2 separate regions of the Mus musculus genome follow, and region 2 is linked to region 1. A link is a loop called in an ENCODE intact Hi-C map of the cell type or tissue named here. Cell type or tissue: gastrocnemius. All regions are shown on one strand. Links, peaks and the distances in the headings refer to the core of each region. The heading gives the core; the rest is flanking DNA.

The links. Hi-C counts contacts between places; a loop is a spot of excess contacts. Peaks named below come from ENCODE experiments on the same cell type or tissue, not always from the same donor. Only the 100,000 strongest peaks of a DNase experiment are listed, where the experiment ranks them.
Region 2: a loop joins it to region 1, with 5 times the contacts of the local background. A loop is called at or near these places in 20 of 42 quality-filtered maps.

The regions. Positions count from the first base shown.
Region 1 is chr9:99,454,989-99,464,430 of GRCm38, reverse strand. It overlaps Nme9 (NME/NM23 family member 9), which reads right to left and starts at 8,188. Exons shown (of 10, transcript NM_001165957.1): 1 at 8,164-8,188; 2 at 4,638-4,741; 3 at 3,831-3,902. The coding sequence starts at 8,188. In gastrocnemius, for the core only: a CTCF peak has its summit at 5,453 (motif pointing left); a DNase peak (open chromatin) is centred at 5,441.
Region 2 is chr9:99,657,847-99,667,288 of GRCm38, reverse strand. Dzip1l (DAZ interacting protein 1-like) reads right to left here. Exons shown (of 16, transcript NM_028258.4): 11 at 7,514-7,656; 12 at 6,184-6,367; 13 at 4,132-4,348; 14 at 3,573-3,763; 15 at 1,435-1,574. Among named protein-coding and RNA genes, the nearest start is that of Dzip1l, 33 kb to the right of the region's middle. In gastrocnemius, for the core only: no CTCF peak of the experiment used is centred there; a DNase peak (open chromatin) is centred at 4,668; H3K4me3 peaks cover 195 bases.

The sequences.
Region 1 (9,442 bases), core at 737-8,736:
TACAGAGGTTCAAAATGCTGAGCGCAGTGAGCCTTGAGGACAAGGACAGGGGATCAGAGTTTGGGCAACAAGGGCCTTTTTAGTACTGGCGGGGGTGGGGAGAAGGAGGAGACCCTTGCTGGTCTTGAGCTTTAGAGTCTGCCTCTTAACCAAAGGCAGGGAGAGACTAAGGGATGATAAAGAATGGACAGTTGGTGTGATGGTTTGTATATGCTGGGCCCAGGGTGTGGCTCTATTAGAAGGTGTAGCCCTGTTGGAGTAGGTGCGGCACTGTGGGTGTGGGCTTTAAGACCCTCATCCTAGCTGCCTGGAAGCCAGTATTCTGCTAGCAGCCTTCAGATGAAGATCATTCAAGCGATGAGCCACCCAGTGCAGAGAAATCAAGGGACAGACCCTCTTCCTCGGCAGTGTGAGCCTATGGCTTTCCTTCTTCGGGAAATACGGAGAGTATCCTTAAGGAACATGGAAGTATGACCGGATTCTGTATGTTCTAGAAAAGGGGCTGTGCTCTTTGGAACTTCGTATGAAAGCGTGGACAGTGAACAGCCAAGGCCAGGGTGCTGGATGCTCGGCAGATACACAAAGTGCCCGGAAATACCTCCACGTACCTTTGATGTATGGATTTTTAAGAGGGCCAGTTAGCTGTGAAGATGGTGCAGTCTGTATTACTGTGAACATAGTTTCTCAAAGCCACAAGTTATGTAGATCCTGGATGCCATGGTAATCCAAGAGCTAAATTTCTACATTAAGGACATGGCCTAAAAACTTCTAAGAATCTGAGTGTGTGCATCACTGGGAGAGACTTCACCCTGAGGTTGGGAGAAGGCTCTCTTATAATTTGCTGTAGTCTAGGTTTCCCCCAAAAGCCCATGTCTTTTTAAAAATCATATATTTATTTATTTATTGTAGATACATTCCTTTTCTTTCTTTCTTTTTTGCATCTCGACCACAGTTGCCCCTTTCTCCTCTCCCCTCTGCCCCATGTTTCATTCACTCCTCTGTTTCTCTTCAGAGAAGGACAGGCCTCCAGTGAATAGCAACCAAACAGGGCATAGCAAGTTACAGTAAGGCGAGGCACCTCCCCTTTCTCCTTGTATTGAGGCTAGACCAGCCAATCCAATAGGAGGAAAGGGTCTCTAAAGCAGACAAGAGAGTCAGAGACAGCCCCTGCTCCCACAGTTAGGAGTCCCACAAGAAGACCGAGACAATCACATGCAGGCTCCCTGATTGTTGGTTCAGTCTTTGTGAACCCCCATGAGCTCAGGTTGCTTGATCCTGTGGGTTTTCTTGTAAGCCCATGTCTTAAACTCAGCCTCGCAAGTTTAAAGGTTCCCTGGTGGACCTTAAAGAGGTGGGGGCCATAAGGTCACTAGGGGAGTGAACTTGAAGGTGATTAGAGAAGGTTACTCTTTCCAGCCCCCACTGGGACCAACAGCCTTCTCAACAAGGGCTCAAAATCAGCAAACCTAACTGGCCATGGACAGAAGCCTAAGATGCGAGCTAAAATGAACCTTTCCATCTTAAAAATCAATGGCCTCAAGTATTTTGTTATGGGACCAAAAGGCTGACAAAGTCACTACTCACTTCTGTCAATTCCTCTCTGTCCCTGAAGTCCTTACTAAGTGTTTAGTTGTGACTGAAAGGGAAATGGATGAAAGGTGTTCCGGGGACTGTGGAGAGGAAAGAGGATCACTCCCGAGAGACTTCTAACTGTGCATCCTCCCAAGGGCCTGGGTGAAGAAAATGGCCCAGGTCGGCATGGGGAGGGGGCCCCTGTGTGAGCGCTCTGGCGAACCCGCCAGCTGGACAGGTGACCTCCACTTACCGCTCTCCATTCCCCGCCTTCAGCCGGAACCTTCTTTTCCGCCTCCAGCTGCTGTAAGATGGTCTTCTGAAGCAGGGTGGGGTTGGCTCCCTTCACCACAGCCACCAGCTCTCCTCTCTGGAATGTGACAGGCCGCGTGAAATCCTCCTCTCAGCTGGCCATCACTTTCAGGAGGCTGTGCCTAAGGCCAAGGTGCATCAACCCTAGGCCCACATCCCCCACCCTCACCCCTGCTGCCAGTTCCCGGGACCCATCCCCCCCCCCCAACCCCGTGAGGCCCTCAATATGGCTCTTAACTCTTCAGACGACTCCTCTCTGATCTCTACCTTCTCCCTGACATCCCTCTTGTCAAAGCTTCCTTCAGGGTAGCCGGGAGTTCGTTAAGGGAGGAGCAACCCAAAGAAGATAGTGTGGCTAAATGTGACTTATATGTGGCTTATTAACAAATATTTGTTGAGCTCTTACTATGCCAAGCACTCAGGGTGAGGCGGAGAATATAACCGCTAACCTTAGAAAGACATAACAATGCCTCACAAAACAAAGACTGCTGTAATAGAGGACTCTGTGTCCGAAGCATAAACGTGGAAGAAGGAATCCACACTATGGACTTCGGTAGTCAGGGAAGACTTCTTCACAGTAGTCATGCTTAGTGTGGCCCTGAGTTTTCTGCTCTCGCTTTCTCTATGTACATCACTGAGAGATGAAACCTGAAGAGAAGCCCCTGTACAACGGCCCTGACTCCATTTCTCTCCATCCCTCCGTGAACCGCCATGGCTCGCAGATTGTGGCCTGAATCCCCACAGATGATTGCAATTCTTGATTTAAGCACTATTGGCCTAAGCAATCCAATGACTTCAATAATGTCTGTGTTCTGTGACAGCTCTAAGGGCCAGCATGGCTGGACGGACACGGCTATCTCCTTCCCACCCAACATTCTTTCTCCTGCCAACCACAGCAATATATCGCCACCACAGAAGCCAGGGCTCCCTCCTGAAAGACAAAGCTCAAGTGATGTTTTAGCCCGGGGCTAGCAGGATGGCTCGGCCGGGTGAGGATGCCTCTCACCGGGACTGATGATCTGAGTTCAGTCCCCAGGCCCCACATGGTAGGAGGGGAGAAGCAGCTGTCATCTGATCTGCACACGAGTGCTGTATGTGCACACACATGAAAGATAAATAGAAACCTAACAAATGATTACAATAAGCTTCTAATATGTGACACACGTGGTGCCGAGGCTAAGAGACCTGGCTGTTGAGAGTCCTGGAAGAGAGGACCCTGGTTTCCCTGACTACCATGAGTGGGCAGGGCTGAGTCTAGATCAGCACAGCCACTAATTACCTCCTAGGTCTGGCAGGCAACCTCAACCTGGGAACCCTGGAATGCAATGTGGGCGCTAAGGAACAGGAGCTGGTCATGGATGGCACATCCAAAGACATCCAAGTCACCTGTCACCACAGAACCCTTTGGTTCCCAGGGGGCTCCTTTGCCTTTCTTCCACTTCACACTGTGGTTATCAAGGCAAACACATGGTTTCTCTCTATATAATATATTCATTTCCCCCTAAAAGTTCCCCTTGGCAGAGAAGAGAAATCTGGAGAGCATGCTTTGAGAGTAAAGCTACACTCTAGAGTGTGTGGCTGGTCCCTCTCCCCACACCTCATCACACCTCCATAGAACATATCTCCCTCCTCTTTCTCTTTTTATAAACACATCAACATGTGTGTCCTTTGCCATGCACAGCCACCTAGGAGGGCTGTCCAGCCACCAGTGGCTACCATGGCAATGAGTCTGTCATTTCCTGTGGAAAAGGAATGAGCACGTCTGTGCCTTGACCATGCCTTAGGGCACATCATGGTCAGGAACGGAGTGAATCAGTCTAGAGGGTGTGTCAGGGACATCACCCTTTAGTATGTCTGAGGCCTCATGGTGGCTCCTGAGACCCGATTCATCTATCTGAACACCACTGATCCGCAGTCAACCGTTCTGTGTCCGCAAAGATACTTACTGTATAAAACAGAAAGGTTGGCTCGCACTTCCCTTGGTACTTTTCCAGAACATCAAGGCGGTCTGCCTCTGCCTAAAGAGAACAAGCTGTCAGCGGGCACCCTAGGTGCAGCTAGTGCAGGGCCACAGCAATGCCACGCTCTCCCTCAATGATGCACCTCCCGATGAAGCCCAGCTCACTGTCTGGTCAACACATTGGTGACAGCTGTGTCAGCGGCATTGCCTTGGAGAATCAAGGGAGAAGCTGACTCTGGCTCCCCACCCAGCTACTGACTGGTCCAGGGAACCCCACCTTCTGACATCCTCCTGTGGTTGTGCCTGAGGGTCCTCAGACAACCCCTTTATTGTCTCTGGTCCTTGGAGTCTGACCTCCTGAGAGATTAGCATAAGCCCTGGGGCTCCTGTTGTCTTTAGTGTGTATGAACCTCATCATCCATCAGTGTTGGGGTGTCGGTGGGGTCTCTTGCACATCTCTATGGAATTCCCATTCCTGTACTTTAAGCAAACATTTGCTCAAAGATCCCCCTTATGACCTAGAAGATGGAAGTCTTGAAACACTGGGTTCTGGAAGTAACATTTCAGCCAGCAGTGTTCACCAACTAAGACAGATATGCAGATGCTACTGAGTGACATGTTTGCATACAGTTTGGTGGTGAGGTTGGCGCTTGTATGTTTAGAGGAACTACAGGACACAGTGACAGCTGGTGCCTTTCCATCTGAAAGGCAGCTTGAGCATCCTGGCCCTGGCTTCTTCTGTGGTTAAATTGTTTAAGCTGTTATGTGACTTTTTGCTGAGAGGGAATCTTACCGAAGCAAAATGGAGACGGTCCAAGCCAACCTCGATCCTCATCTTTTGGAAGAGGCTAACCATGGGTTTGCAGGGTCCACACCAGCCCTGGTAGACGTCCACAACTGCCGGAGGCAAGGAACGACAATGCTTATCAGACAGTCACATTCATGGTGACAGTCTGCTCTCATCCCTCTAACCCCTGCAATGGACGTGCTTGTTGGGTAGGTGTAAGCCTAGTGGATTAGGATTGAGCACGAAACATAGCCATCCCTTATTCCAACATGAAAATTTGGATCTGAAATATAATGAAGCAGGTGGGTACGGTGGCTCACAACTGTAATCTCAACCCTTGGGAGGCAGAGGCAGTAAGATCAGGTGGGTGTTCAAGACCCTCCATCCTCAACTACAATCGAGTTTGTTTTACATGAGAACCTGTCTAAAAGGAGAGTGGGGGGTGAGGAAGGAAGAGCTGAAGTGAGTACAGGTGGAAGAAGCAGCAGCTTGTTTTTAAGGTGACCCCTTTACCTTTCGGGGATCAGGCCTGGCACGGAGTGTTACTCGGTGAATATCTGAAGAGAACACAGACTACTCCCAAAGTAGGTCAGTACAGATGACCAGTAGCCTCCAGGTGACTCTTATCCACTGATAATAGCAACTGTGGCTTTTCTCCTGATGCATTAAAAGCCGCCGTTTGCTCTCATGCCGCTCAGACGGCACAGTGGTCAAGAACACTCGCTGCTCTCATAGAGACCCAGGTTCTGATCCCAGAACATACAGGGCAGCTGACAACTGCCTTTACTCCAGTTCCAGGAGATCGGGCGCCCTCTTCTGGTCTCCATGCTTACTGCATGTACATGGTGCTCTGACATACATTCAGTCAAAACACTCGTACACGTATGTTTTCTAAATAACATTTTAAAGCCTCCTGCTTTGGGTAAAGCAGCATTCATTTACTTATCTTTCTCCTAAGAGGTGAACCCGAGAGACTGTCAGAAGGGAACTTGGGTTTCTTTCATGCTGCCCATTCTAGTGGGTGTTGGAGCTGGGTTTGCCACTCCCCCGCCTGGTGATTGGAGCAAACTGTAAAGCCTGTAAGGGACCTGCACAGACTGAGTCAACTCATATGGACCAGAGCCATGCAGGGTCTAGCCTTTGCCATCAGAGGGAACCAGGCAGGGTCTAGCCTTTGCTATCAGAGGGAACCAGGCAAGGTCTAGTCTTTGCGAAAAGAGGGAAGCAGCCTGTGGTGGTTACATTGTAAAGGAGATGTGTGTGTGTGTGTGTGTGTGTGTGTGTGTGTGTGTGTGTGTGTGTTCATTCCTCTAACCTGTCCAGTAAGATGTCTTTGAAGAGCTTTCCACTCTTGAACTACTGAAAGGAGGCTTGGAATAGTCAGTGCTCAGGAAATATTAGCCATGGTCACGTAAGCACCTATCAGGGCAGCTGGCACATAGCAGAGTCTCAAAAAAATAATACATGATGCTTGTCCTTTCACCACTGGTAAAAATGTAATAGTTTGTTTCACCCCAGAGCTGATTTTACCTTCTCAAAGCAGACGCATGGGTACAACTGTTAACCCTTGGCACCATCTAAAGGGTTCATAATCTCTCCGACTGGAGAGTGTGCCAACACACACACACACGCACGCACACGCACGCACACGCACGCACATGCATGCGTGCGCGCGCGCACACACACACACACACTGGATCAACAGGACTAGAAATATTTGGATTCCATTTGGCCCCAGGCTTGGGTCAGTCTGCTGCAGATGCCAGATAGAAAAGTTAACACTGTTGTTTTAGAGTCTGGGGTGACAGACAGGAGGGTGTGCCAAACTGGAAATATGGTGGGGAGCTTGTCAGAGCCTTAGGGGGCTCCCATGGAGGGAAAAGTGGAGGTCAGGAAAGACTTCACATAGATAGGCTACTTTGGAGGTGAGCATTGGAATGAGAACTGTGATTGCCCGTAGAGTAGAACATAGAAACGGAGGGGAAACCTAGGATGTGCTCTGGAAAGCCGTCTCAGCTCAGGACACATCTGTGGAAACAGTAAAGGAAGGGGTTGGAAAGGAGTGGGGTTTTTGAGAGAGGGAGTGCTCTTGAATGCTGAGGAGTCATGGAGAGATGTAGATAAAGGAGGATAACAGGATGCAGAGTTGCCTGGAGGAGAGGAAGGAACCACGGGCAGGAGATCATGGTCAATTCTAAGACGCCAGCCTCCTGGGGTACACACCATCATATCAGGCCCAGACCTTTCGAGTGGGCTGGATCTCATGATGGGCTTCTAATAAGCACAATAGAGTATGGATCTGACTTCTAAGTTAACAAAGGCTGACTCACAGCGGTGGTCTCTCAGTGCCCAGTCTGGAGCAAGCAAGTTACCATGATGTGAGAAGCCTCACACAGAAACCAATGGCAAGAAATCACATCTTCGGCCAACAGCCAGTGAGGATGTGAACCCTGCTGGCAACCACTGAGTGAGCTCGATCCACCAACAGCCGTATAAAAAGAGCTCGGAAGCAAGCAAGCCTGCCTCGAAGCGAAAATCTATCCATGACACAGAAACAGCCTTGGTAAAGCCTCCGGGGCCAGAAGCACTCAGCTGGACTGCACTTCATCCAAGAACTGCAGGTACTGGAAGGTAGCCCGTGTTTAAGCCACTATTGCTTGGGTAAAGTGTTACCCAGCAGTGGTAACTGATACAAAGAAGATAGCTGTGGACAATGATTGTGCAGTCCCTGGTTGGTTCCAGTTAGTTCTCTGTGATGTCTAATTCTCCACCCTGGGAGTTCCAGGAAAGCCCATTTTCCCTTCAGAAACATTCTCCTTTTGTGCATCAGATTATTAAGGTTCTCTGTGCCTGGTCATGCAACTGAGTACAGCAATCAGCTCTAAACCAAGAGAAGAACCCTTGTACCTGACAGTACTGACTCATTCAATGAGCTGAGTTTACTGATGCCCAACTATATGAAGTACAATGGACGGTACCTGGTATTCTCAGGGACTCTGCTTCAAGACACCAGTGGGCAATAGAAGCTGGATGGGACTGGAGCTGATACAAGCATTTCAAGGACTGAGACAGCCAGTTTGATAACTGGTTTCTAAAAGAATAATGAGCAAGTGATACGCACAACGTAGGGAGGGCACGAAATTTTAAAATGATGTACTTATACTTTTGGAATTTTCCGTGGGACTCTGCAGGTAACTGAACGGGAGAGTGAAGACACAAAGAAGGTGGACCACTGTGCACACAGACACAAAGAAGTCAGCTGGTTCCTTTTCTGTTTGTACATTTTGAAACAGAGTCACGGTAGCCCAAGCTAGCCTCAGACTTGCCGTGTGGACCTTGAACTCTGGTCAGTCTGCTTCCAGCTCCCAAACGCTGGGGTTATAGGCATAAGCCACCATCCCTGGCTAATGTAGCCCTAGAGACTGAGACCCAGGCTTACAACAATACCACCCACAGTAGCCCCTTCTCCACATGCATCATTGAACGGTTTCGAAAAGAATGGCTTAGGGGAAGTGGCTTCATTTAGAATCACCAGTCAGTCCTTTAGAGCCGAGCATTTCTTCCCAAAGCTCCTGGGTGTTGATGTTGACCTGCGGCCAGAGAGGATCAAAAGCATTGTCAGTAGGGGCAGAGATGGCTCTCTCTCTCTCTGCAATATTCCCAAATGCAGTTCTAAATGACTTCTGTTGGCAATCTTCTTTCTTTCTCCCGCCCCCCATATGACAGGAAAAATAATTAACCTACAAAAAATGTGTGCCATCCTCAGACATTAAAAGTGTTGCATGTATTTGTGCAGGAATCATAGAGGAGGCTGCTTTGTGTTAAAAGAAGCAGCAGCATAGTACAGCTCCCTTTGTAGCTATGTTCAGTCAGTGTCAGAAATTATGGAGTTTTTCTCCATTCACTCACATTTTTCTTATTTATAAAGAGTCCTGATATATATATATATATATATATATATATATATATATATATATGTGTGTGTGTGTGTGTGTGTGTGTGTGTGTGTGTGTATACATATACATATACATATATATATATATGAGATATGGCATACAAGGGAAATGAATATTATTATCCCTCTCCTCTACTCCCTTATTATGTGTATATATGCTACACACACATATAAACATACACACACACATATATATATACATATACATATATATATAGCACATCTTTATTTTAAAGCATTTTTAAAATTACAAAACAATAACATGTACCTGAAAGTATGATATAGGGGATGGAGAGATGGCTCGACAGTTAAGAGCACTAGCTGCTCCTCCAGAGGTCCAGAGTTCAATTCCCAATAAACAACATGGCAGCTCACAACCAACTATGATGAGATCTGATGTCCTCTCTGACATGCAGCCATACACACAGAGCACCCATAAATAAATCTTTTTAAAAAGCAAGTTACCATATATAGAATATCTTGGGGGTGCTTTTTAGTTATCTGAAAGTAAACTATCAATCTGACATCCCATCACCCCTGAACAATGAATGCGGGGAGGGGGACTGGGAGATGGCTCAATAAAGGGCTTACTGTCCAAGTATGAGGACCTAAGTTTGGATCCTTGGCACCTATGTAAACAGTGGAGAATGGCTGTGTGTGTCTGGAGATAGAGACAGGAAGATCCCGGGAGCCCCTGGAGCTCACTGGCCAGTCCTTCTAGCTTGTTACATCTGGGCAGACAGGAAACTGAGACAAGTCTGGAAGTGGGTGCTGAGCTATAGAACCCTCAATGCCTATCCTGACTGGCTTATACGTGCCAAAGGTGTCCCGTGTCGTAAAGGCCCCAGAACCTACT
Region 2 (9,442 bases), core at 717-8,716, 200 kb before region 1:
AAGAACTTAGAGATCTTTACATGGGCTCCAAGATGAAACCCACACACAGTATGATGTGTAATAAAAAAGGTATGGGAGTAATATTAAATGCAGATTATTTTTTAACTCCTCACATTCACAGAACTGGAAGCCCAGAGCCTTGAACTCCTGAAGCTCTTGAGAGGCCTTAATTGAAAGGACCCTTCCTTGAAGACTGGAGGTCAGAGCTGCCTGGTAAATACTAAACGTGAGAGGAGATGGTGGAGGAGTGGAATAGCCTAGAATGGGTCTGGGCTGCAGCCAGTGGGAAGACTGAAGTCTGCTGGGGGGGGGGGGGGGGGGGGGGGCTAGGCTACATCCAGACTACAGGGCCCAGGCCAGGAGCTCTCGTCCATGGTTCTCTGTACCTCCACTGGCTGCCTGGGTTTGGACATATGACATTCCACGTATTTCATCCTGGCATGTAAGAAGACAGCATCCGGGGCCTAGACAGCACCTCCATCTGTTTTGCCTATCGCTGCTGTTTCTGAATGGAGGACAGGAGAACTTTACATAAACTCCAAGATTGTGTCATTAAAAGAAAAAAGGAGATAGACAGTGCTATTATAAAACAAAGAGTAGGGGACTAAAGGGGTTGCTCAGTGACAGTCTGCCTAGCAGGTGATAGTGCCATCAATAACACTAAAAAGACAACTGCTCACAACTACTACTACTACTACTACTGTTGTTGTTGTTGTTGTTGTTTGGGGCAACATCATAATCATTTCAAAAATAATAAATAAATAAACCTTTTTGGTTGAAAGACGTGAAGTAAAAAGAATTCTGTTTTTCTACCCTAGAAAATAACAGAGAGTGGCAGCTGTCCCCTGGGAGGGGAAGGGTGGCGAGTCTGGTACTCACAAGAGTGCTAAGTCTGCAATCCCATGGCAGCTACAGCCTGAGGAAGGCCAGGCCCTCGGGGGGTGTAGTGGTGAGACACCGACCCCCTTGAATACTTGGGACAGAGGTCTACACTTCTCCATCTGATGTGCTGTGTGGCACCACTCCGATGCCTGCCCTTGGTGGACAGTGTTTTACATCTAACCCTGTGTCAGGGCCTTCTGTCGAGTGAGGGCCGGGGAGACTTGGGACTATGGAAGAGATAGCACAGGAAGATAGCAACCACAGCAGGAAGGTCCCAGGGAGAGGAGACTAGGACCTGAGCCGCCTCAGGAAGTACTTATATAATGAACCAAAGGGATTTTTTAAACATGGCCACAGGGAAAAAAAAAACCCGAAGTGGTCATCTTTCTATGTATACAGAGACAAAGGAGACAATGTCACATGCAGTGAGTGGCCTTCTCAGGATACATCAGACTGATACTTGGCTCAGTCTTTCCCCAGCCCTCCACTCCAGAGCCCTTAGATTTGGAGCTGGCTCTCCATGGGATGTAGAATTACCTCCAAGCGTCCTACCTGAGACTTCCTTGCTGGTGTGGAAGCCCTCTGGAGGGCAGCGTTGGGCCTTAAGAACATATTGACCCCTCCGGAAGGCTTCTTGGCTGGCGTTTCAAGCTGCTTCTCAAGGTTTTTGACAATTGACTGCACCAGTGTTCCTGGGAAGGGGACAAGGAACCAGGTCAGTGGAGCAAACCTGGAGAGTGAATGCTTAGTCCCTTTGGGCCACACCTAGGCTCCAGTGTGAACGGATGGACAGAGAGAGAGAGAGAGAGAGAGAGAGAGAGAGAGAGAGAGAGAGAGAGAGAGAGTCAAGAGGAAAAAGAAAGGACAAGCCCCTCCCCTCCCCCACAGAGAAAAAAAAATATAGAGATGGTCCAGGCTAATACTAGCCTGGTTTCAAGAGACTTAGATAGACAGACAGACAGACAGACAGACAGGTGATAGAGCAAAACAAACAAACAGACAAAAAAAACCCGCCTTCATCATGTAACTGTGCTGAGTTAGGACGTGGCTGCTGGCGGAGGTTTAGAAAGACCAACCCTCTAATGAATCCAAGGCAGAGCCAGCCTTCCGTTTAATTCCTGTAATTCTGTAATGCATGAACTACAAAGACTGGCATGTCAGGCAATGTGTGATGGCTAACCTTGTCAAGCTGACTGGATTGGAAATGGCCTAGGGAATTAGTAGAGCACACCTCAGGGGCGTGCCTGTGAGACATAGGGCTCCGATCTAATCAGTGGATTAGATTCACTTCCTGTGAATTCCATACAGGAAGCAGGTGTTAACCAGTAACTCGGATTATCAATAGCCACACACACACACACACACACACACTCATGGTAAACCAAGATGATGGAGAAGCATAGCCTGAACTTCACCCAGCTCCCTGGATTCAAACGCTAAGAATCTCTGCAGACTTTTGGAGCTGTTAACAGCCCTTGGATGATTGATCATTGTGGTTCCCGGGGCTGAATGGCCCAGTGGTTAAGAGGGTCTACCTCATTTAACCTGAGCTTGGCTACCACCATCAGTCAGCTCACAACCACCCACAACTCCAGCTTCAAGGATTCCAGCGCCCTCCTTTGGCCTCCACGGGGCCATCTGCATCACTTGCACATACCTGCACACAGACTTGCAACATAGTTAAAAATGAGTCTTTAAAAGACAGAAATGCTTATTAAATTCCTACTCTGTGCCAAGCACCGAGTTCCTCAACCTCCTTATTAGTTGTCTTGTTAAAATATGTCATCTCTTACAACAGAGAAACCAGAATCCTCGAACAAGGCCAAGCAGAGGGTAACACAGCCAAACTGTATCAGTAGACACATGATCTCCCAGCTCCATCATCTTGCCAGCCCGCCCACTAAGGCAGCAAGGCTCCATCCAGAAAACTAACCCTGGTGGCTTCTCACAGGCTGACAGGCTTGGACTATGCAGCGGGCATGAAGCAGCATCTCGGAGTCTACTAAGATAAGGAGGCGCTTACAGACTGCAAACCCCAGGGCTCCCCTCGCTTCTCCTTTGCAATGTCAAAACTGTAAGCGCCCCATTCTCCACCTGGGCGGAGAAACACAGCCTGAAGCAGGAGCATCACTTCCTTTGGTGGGTTTTATAAGCGAACCTTGAAAGGCTGGGGGCAGATGCCATTACTTTGAGAAGAGAAAGGTTCAACTCCTCATCGTGACGCCCTACGAGATAGAGCATGGTAAGTTTAAAGAACAAGTCACTCCAACTACCGGAAAACTCAGCTTCAGTCACTATAAAGCCATTTTCATCAACAGCCGGCATCCTGTTTGTCTCCCAAGCAAATGTCAAACAACATTTTCTTTCCCACACAGATAAAATGGCGCTGCGGCCCAAAGGCTGTTGGTGGAGACTCGCTGGAGGTTTCTGGCTGCCTTCTGCTGGCCGTTTCTCCCATATAGCCCCAAAAGGGAGCTAGGCCTTAGATGGCCTGCTCTGCTAGTAAGACCATGAAACACAAAGAAGGGAGGGGGCTCCCCAAACCTCCAACCTTTAGACACCCAGTGACACATACATGGGGTAAAAGAAGCCCCACCCAAGCCTCCTGGCATGTCTGAGACCCTGAAGAAATGCCAGACCGGCAACACCATTCCAGGGCATGGAGAAAGCGGTGCTGGAGAAGGACCCACCTGAAGAAGCCAGCCCGCCTGAGCCCTTCCCAGGAGGTTGGGCACTCTCCTCTGAGGTCTCGGAATCAGACCAGCCCCAGTTGTCCTCAGGCTTGGCCGCTGACCTAGGGAGAACTTTAGGAGGCTGAAGGGACACACGTTGCACGACATCTCCCTCTGGCTCTTCTTCAGAACTAAAAGGCGGGGTGCTGCTGAGAGACCAAACGAACGGAACATGGGTCAGAAAGAAATACTCAAAAGCCAGACTTTGCCTTTCTGGTTTGCCCAGAGCCAGCCCCGCTCCTCTCTCAGGCAAAACATAGAGCTCACAGTGCCTGAGGCCTTACCCTTCCACTTCAGCCTGCTTTGGGGGGGAGGCAGGAGGGGAGGGGAGGCCTGCCTGCACTGGGAGTAAAGGGTTCCCAGCCTCTTCTCAGAGTCTCCTGAGGAACACTACCTGAGGTACTTCCTGTGTCTGTCCCCTTCCCTGCCCTGTAATGCAGAGCTCTGTAAAGATAGGCTTCCTGAAGCCAAACACCACCACCTCCGACCCGACAAGAGGCCAACGCCTAGAGCTCACCTCAGCCCGGACCCAGGGGAAACAGGGGTACTGGAGGGTCCATGCACTCTGGGGCGTGGAATGGGGGTGGACACCTGGGTGAGGCCGGGGCCATGGCTGCTGTGGCCCTGAAGAGTTGGCGTTGAAGGTTCTGCTGGTTTGGATGGCAGGGCCACAGTCAAGGTCCTGGTCTTTGGCCGGACCTCCCTTGTGGCCAGTGTGACCCGCTGGCTTTTGACTAGAAATACAGAAAGGACACAGAATGGGCCAATGGCCAGGCCTATAGTCCCGAAATAATGTAGAAGAAAGACCAGAGATAACACCAGAGATGATTAAGCCATAATACACTGAAAGCTGCCCTATGTCATGAGCCCCTCTGCTAGGACAAAGATCCAGTTTCGTCAAAGGCTGGGAGAGTATTCAGTATCTCAGGGTCACGCCATCATTACAGAAGACCAGAGAAGCCAGCCAGTCTGAGGACCCAGCCCGGCTTTGCTCACAACCTTGACTACTCACAACCTTAAATGTGAGAGGCCCTGCAGGAAGCCCCTGCGGCCACCAGAGGTCGCTGCAGAACTACATGACTACCAAGAGCTACCAGGCTCTTTTGATTCATAGCCAAGATTGCTGTGCCCCCAAGACAGGCAATTATTTACCGCCCCTCTGTTTTCCACATTACACTGGGACCCCCCTTGGGAGACAAGGAGCCCACCGATGTTTATTCATGGAAAGCAAACTGGAGAGGAAGTGTCTCCCAGGGAGCTAAACTACTTTCCGAGAAACTGACACGTATGCACTGAGTTCAGAGAGAAGTGTTTCTTACTGCGGTAGCTCAAGGTCAAAAGATGTCTGCGATACACTGCTCTCAGAGGATCTGTTTATTCATAAGTGGGAAAGGGCAAGCTGAAGAAAGGTGAAAGGTAAACAAGCCTGCAGAGAGGAAAGAACAGCTTCCAGCTACCATGTACCAGTCACAAACCAGAGCTCTCTGCACAGACAGATCTGTATGACACCAGGCACACCTTCAGGCAGCGATTTCCCCGCTTTCCAGGGACGCTGAGACAGGAAGGAACAAAGGGGCAGGTGCAAAGCTGGTCGCCCAACTGCCGCTGCATCCCACAGCAAGCTCCAAAGCGAGACACGTGATCTAAGCCAGCGGCTCTCAACCTTCCTAATGCCGCAGACCCTTTAATACAGTTCCTCATGTGTGGTGACCCCTGAGAGCCAGGACTCCGAGGACATTGCCGTGCTTCCTGTCCTGCCTCTCCTGAGTGTCCAGCACTCCTGGGTGTGTCTGACTCCCATCAGTCCCTGTTGTTTTCTCATGGGACAGAGCAGGTCTTGGCATGAAGCGAGGCAAAGCTATTCTGTGCTAAGTGTAGAGACGTTTGGGCCAACGAGCGAAGGAATACAAAGTTCAGATCCAAGCAGGAGAGCCACCTGTCGGTCAGAGATGACTGCAAAGCCTGGAACTGTCCTTCCTTGAGAAACCTTAAGGTGAGGTTGACTTGTGATGGAGTTTCTCAGATAATCACATCATTTTTACCATATCTTATACTACCTGCCCTGTTATCTCTTCAACATGTTGCCTTAAGTAATACCACATAAAATACTGGCTTTATATGTATACAAGAAATAATTCTATTACCTAAAGTGATTGCTATGCCAGGAATATTTTTCCCCTAATTCATGTATTGAAAAAGAATAAGTTGTAAAACAACTGGTCCATGTACCAACTGAAATTATCTCTAACGTCCCCAGAGATACACATGGCTGCCCTTGGCAAGCTTTATTTGCACCAAGAGCTCAGCTCTGAACTGCTGGACACGGCACAGGATTGGCATCCCCTGGCCACGCCCACAATGGAGGAAATGACATGAAGGAACCCAGGCATTCATTAATCCTCCAACCAAAGCATAAGGGTCTCATCCCAACCCCACCCTGGAGGATCCCACAAGCTCAGTTCATCAGAGAAGCATCCCGATGGAAGGAGGAGCAGCACTCTCCACCTCAGGCAGAGCGGAATCCTCCCCTGGGGTCGTGGTCTCAAAGCAAGGTCTGCCCTCGGCTTACCTGGAGGCTGGCCATCTGGCTGGGTCGTACTCTCCCATCTTTGCTTCACCCTGCTGCTCACTTCCTTGTTGAGCTTTTCCCTCAGACTGGGAAACTCTCGGAAGCTTCGGGCTATCTGCTCCCTTTGGGTTCTCAGCAGGGGCTCCAGACGTCGGACAGTCTGAGCAGAAATTCCCTTTGTGTCCTAGAGGAGACAAGAGTTCACCTTTGCATACACAGGCTCCCTCCTCCTCTGCCTATAGCTGCTGACCCAGAGCTACTGTGACTGGTGTCTGGCATGTTATGTCGGAGGAGGTGACATGAGAACAGAGAGGGTGACCTTCACACATCGCAGAAATCCTGAGGATTCGAGTTCGGCAGCTCTATCACCACGCACTACACAGGCTTCAGCAAAGGGCTGCATTTTGGCTCACACAGTAAGGGACCTGGACGGAGCTTCCCCAGCACACAACTGAACCCAGGAGGAGAGCATGGCCTGCTTCACTTCATACCTCTCCTGGCACTCCTGTGTTCTTCCTGCTTAACAGTGTTTGGGAAAACTGGACTACAAACAGCAGTGTGTGCTTCTAGAAGTTTCCTGGGCTTCAGCCACCCACCCAGAGCCCAGGAGACGGTCTGGGAGACATCCGAATCCCAGGTGAAGATTTATCAAAATCAGACAGTTTTTAAATATGACCGAGCATGGATTAAGCAGCAGGTGAAGACAGAGCAGTCTCAACGAGCATCATCGCAAAGCTAAGCCTAGCTGTCTGCATTTGTTTTCCTCTTGTTTCTAATCTTACTCATTGAAAGGCAAACGGTTAGTTCAATGCTATGATGCTCAGCTACTCGGATAACATAATGTACCTCTATTTACTAATAGATGTCCCTGATGCCCATATCCACACACATCCAGGAACAGCCACACGGTCCACACATAGATAGTAGACTCAGATAGAAGTCTGTGCAAATGGGACTGGTCCATAGACCAGACTCAGCCAGTTGACTGCCCTCTGTCCTCTGTTATAGATGCAAGCGGAAAAATAGCCAATGAGCACAAAACACTGAGAGGGACAAGGACTTAGAGGTGACAGACGCTGCCCAGACAGCAATGAGCACAGGAAGAAACAATTGACCCTGGCATGGAAAGAACAGTAAATCACGTCTCTAGGTGACAACACGTTTGGTCTTTGCTGTTAAGTCGCGGCCGTTAAAACAGTCGCTGGTGTAGTGCACTACGTTAATTCCACCTTTGGAGGCTGGGGTGAGTTCAAGGCCAGGCTGAGCTGCACAGCAGGACCCTGTCTTTAGGCACACAATCAAATGACTCAACAGTGGCCCAGGAGCTGACCCTCTTGATCCCCAGGCCCTCCAGCTTCTCTTCCAGGGTGTCCTCCAGGATGGGCCGGAACTGCTTCAGCCAAGTGGGGTTTTTCCTGAGAGCTGCTAACACCTTCCGTTGCTCCTGCCGCTCCTCAAGGGAGGCCTCGAGCTCTGCAGGAGGAGACAGTAAGCAAGGTCAGAGTTCCCTCCTGAGACCACCGTCCCCAGAGCCCTGCTGTACCTGTCGGTGACTCCAGTCTCCGGCGTTGAGTCGAGAGCAGATCACTCCCACATACCTCCCCATGGGTCAGAGGATGAGGTATCAGACGTCAGGTCTGGGTATCACTGTCTCAGACTCGCCACCCACCTATCTTCCCACCTCCTGCCATTCTGGACCTCGAAGGTCTGGGCTCAGTCAGTCTTGAGACAGGTCAATCCATAGCTTTGGTTTGGAATTGAGCCTTGAAAACAACTTCTTCCCAGGGCTCCACTCTGGTCTCAGAGGCCAGACCAGCTCCAGACTCAGCCAAGCCTCCACCTGATACCATCTCCTGCCACTGAACTCCCTGCAACCACTGAATCTGGGCCTGTTCTGAAGCCGATTTAAACCCCAGACGGTATCTTCCCCTCAAGTTCCCTCTCTAGGTCATGGTCTTTCCTCCTACAGGGTAGTAAGTATTGGAATTACTTGACCTAAAATTGCACATACCTGGCCCCTCCCAAGTCAACCCCATCCATACTGTTGGGACCTACGTAAAACATTAAGGACTAGATAAAATGTTAAGGCCTAGGTAACAGTTATCTGGCTAGCCTGCCATTATAAGGAAACTTTCTCATACGGTTCTGCTGTTACAAGGAAACTTTCTAACGCCAAGAGTGATTGGATGTTCTGTTATGCTCTGTGCCCTTGGAAACCAACCATGATAGAAGTCAGGAGAACTGTTTTGTATAGTTGCCCACAATAAGCTTGGACCCAAACCAACCACAGCAGTGATTCCTGTACCTATGTAGAAGTTTTTATGGTGTTTGACTTTATAAGCTGACCCTGAGATGGACCCCAACACAAGACAGACAACTGCACCACTATAAACACTACTTGGAATAAGACTTCCATTTTAAGTAGTGGTCAAATAAAGTTTAAGTTCCCCAGAACCTCCCTGAGAACTGACATCCTACTTGGCAGAAAGAGACATGCACATAGGTCACTGACATCCTGGTTGGCAAGGTAAGATATGGATGTTAGACAAGACCCATCTTCTTAGACAAGTTAAGACATGAATATTAGACAAGGCAGGTCCCCTGCCTCAGTTGAATACCCGACCATCAGAAACAGGGTGAATGTGAAACAGAGACGTGTTCCTGAGGGAATCCCGTGTCCCTAAATCCTGGCTGGTGAAATAACTTGGCACAGATGCTTGTGGATTTGGGGCTTAAAAACCCTGTGGAATCTTAACTCAATGTCATGGTTCAGTCCCCAAATCTGGACCATGGCCCTGGTCCACCAGGCCTGGGGTGTATGCTCAATAAACTATCTCTGTCTGACTGAGACTGGTGTTTGAGTGGTTTGTGAGGCAATTCCTGGACCACAAGATATATATATATATATATATATATATATATATATATATATATATGAAGGGTCCTGGAATCTATATATTCCTGTGCACAGATGATCCTGATGGAGGTGTCATATACCATACTTCAAGAAATATTGGTCCGTGGGTAGGAAAACGAGTAGTTATAATAAAACGTGCTAACTGCTACAGAGGGCGAGGACATGGAAATGGGGGTAGGGTAGGGGTGGGGTTCCAGGATTTGTTCTTCAGGGCCTGTAGGGTAGTGGTTCTCAGCCTTCCTAGTGCTACGACCTTTTAATATGGCTTCTTATGTTGTGATGACGCCCCCAACCATAAAATTATTTTGTTGCTAATTTAAAACCATAATTTTGCTACTGTTG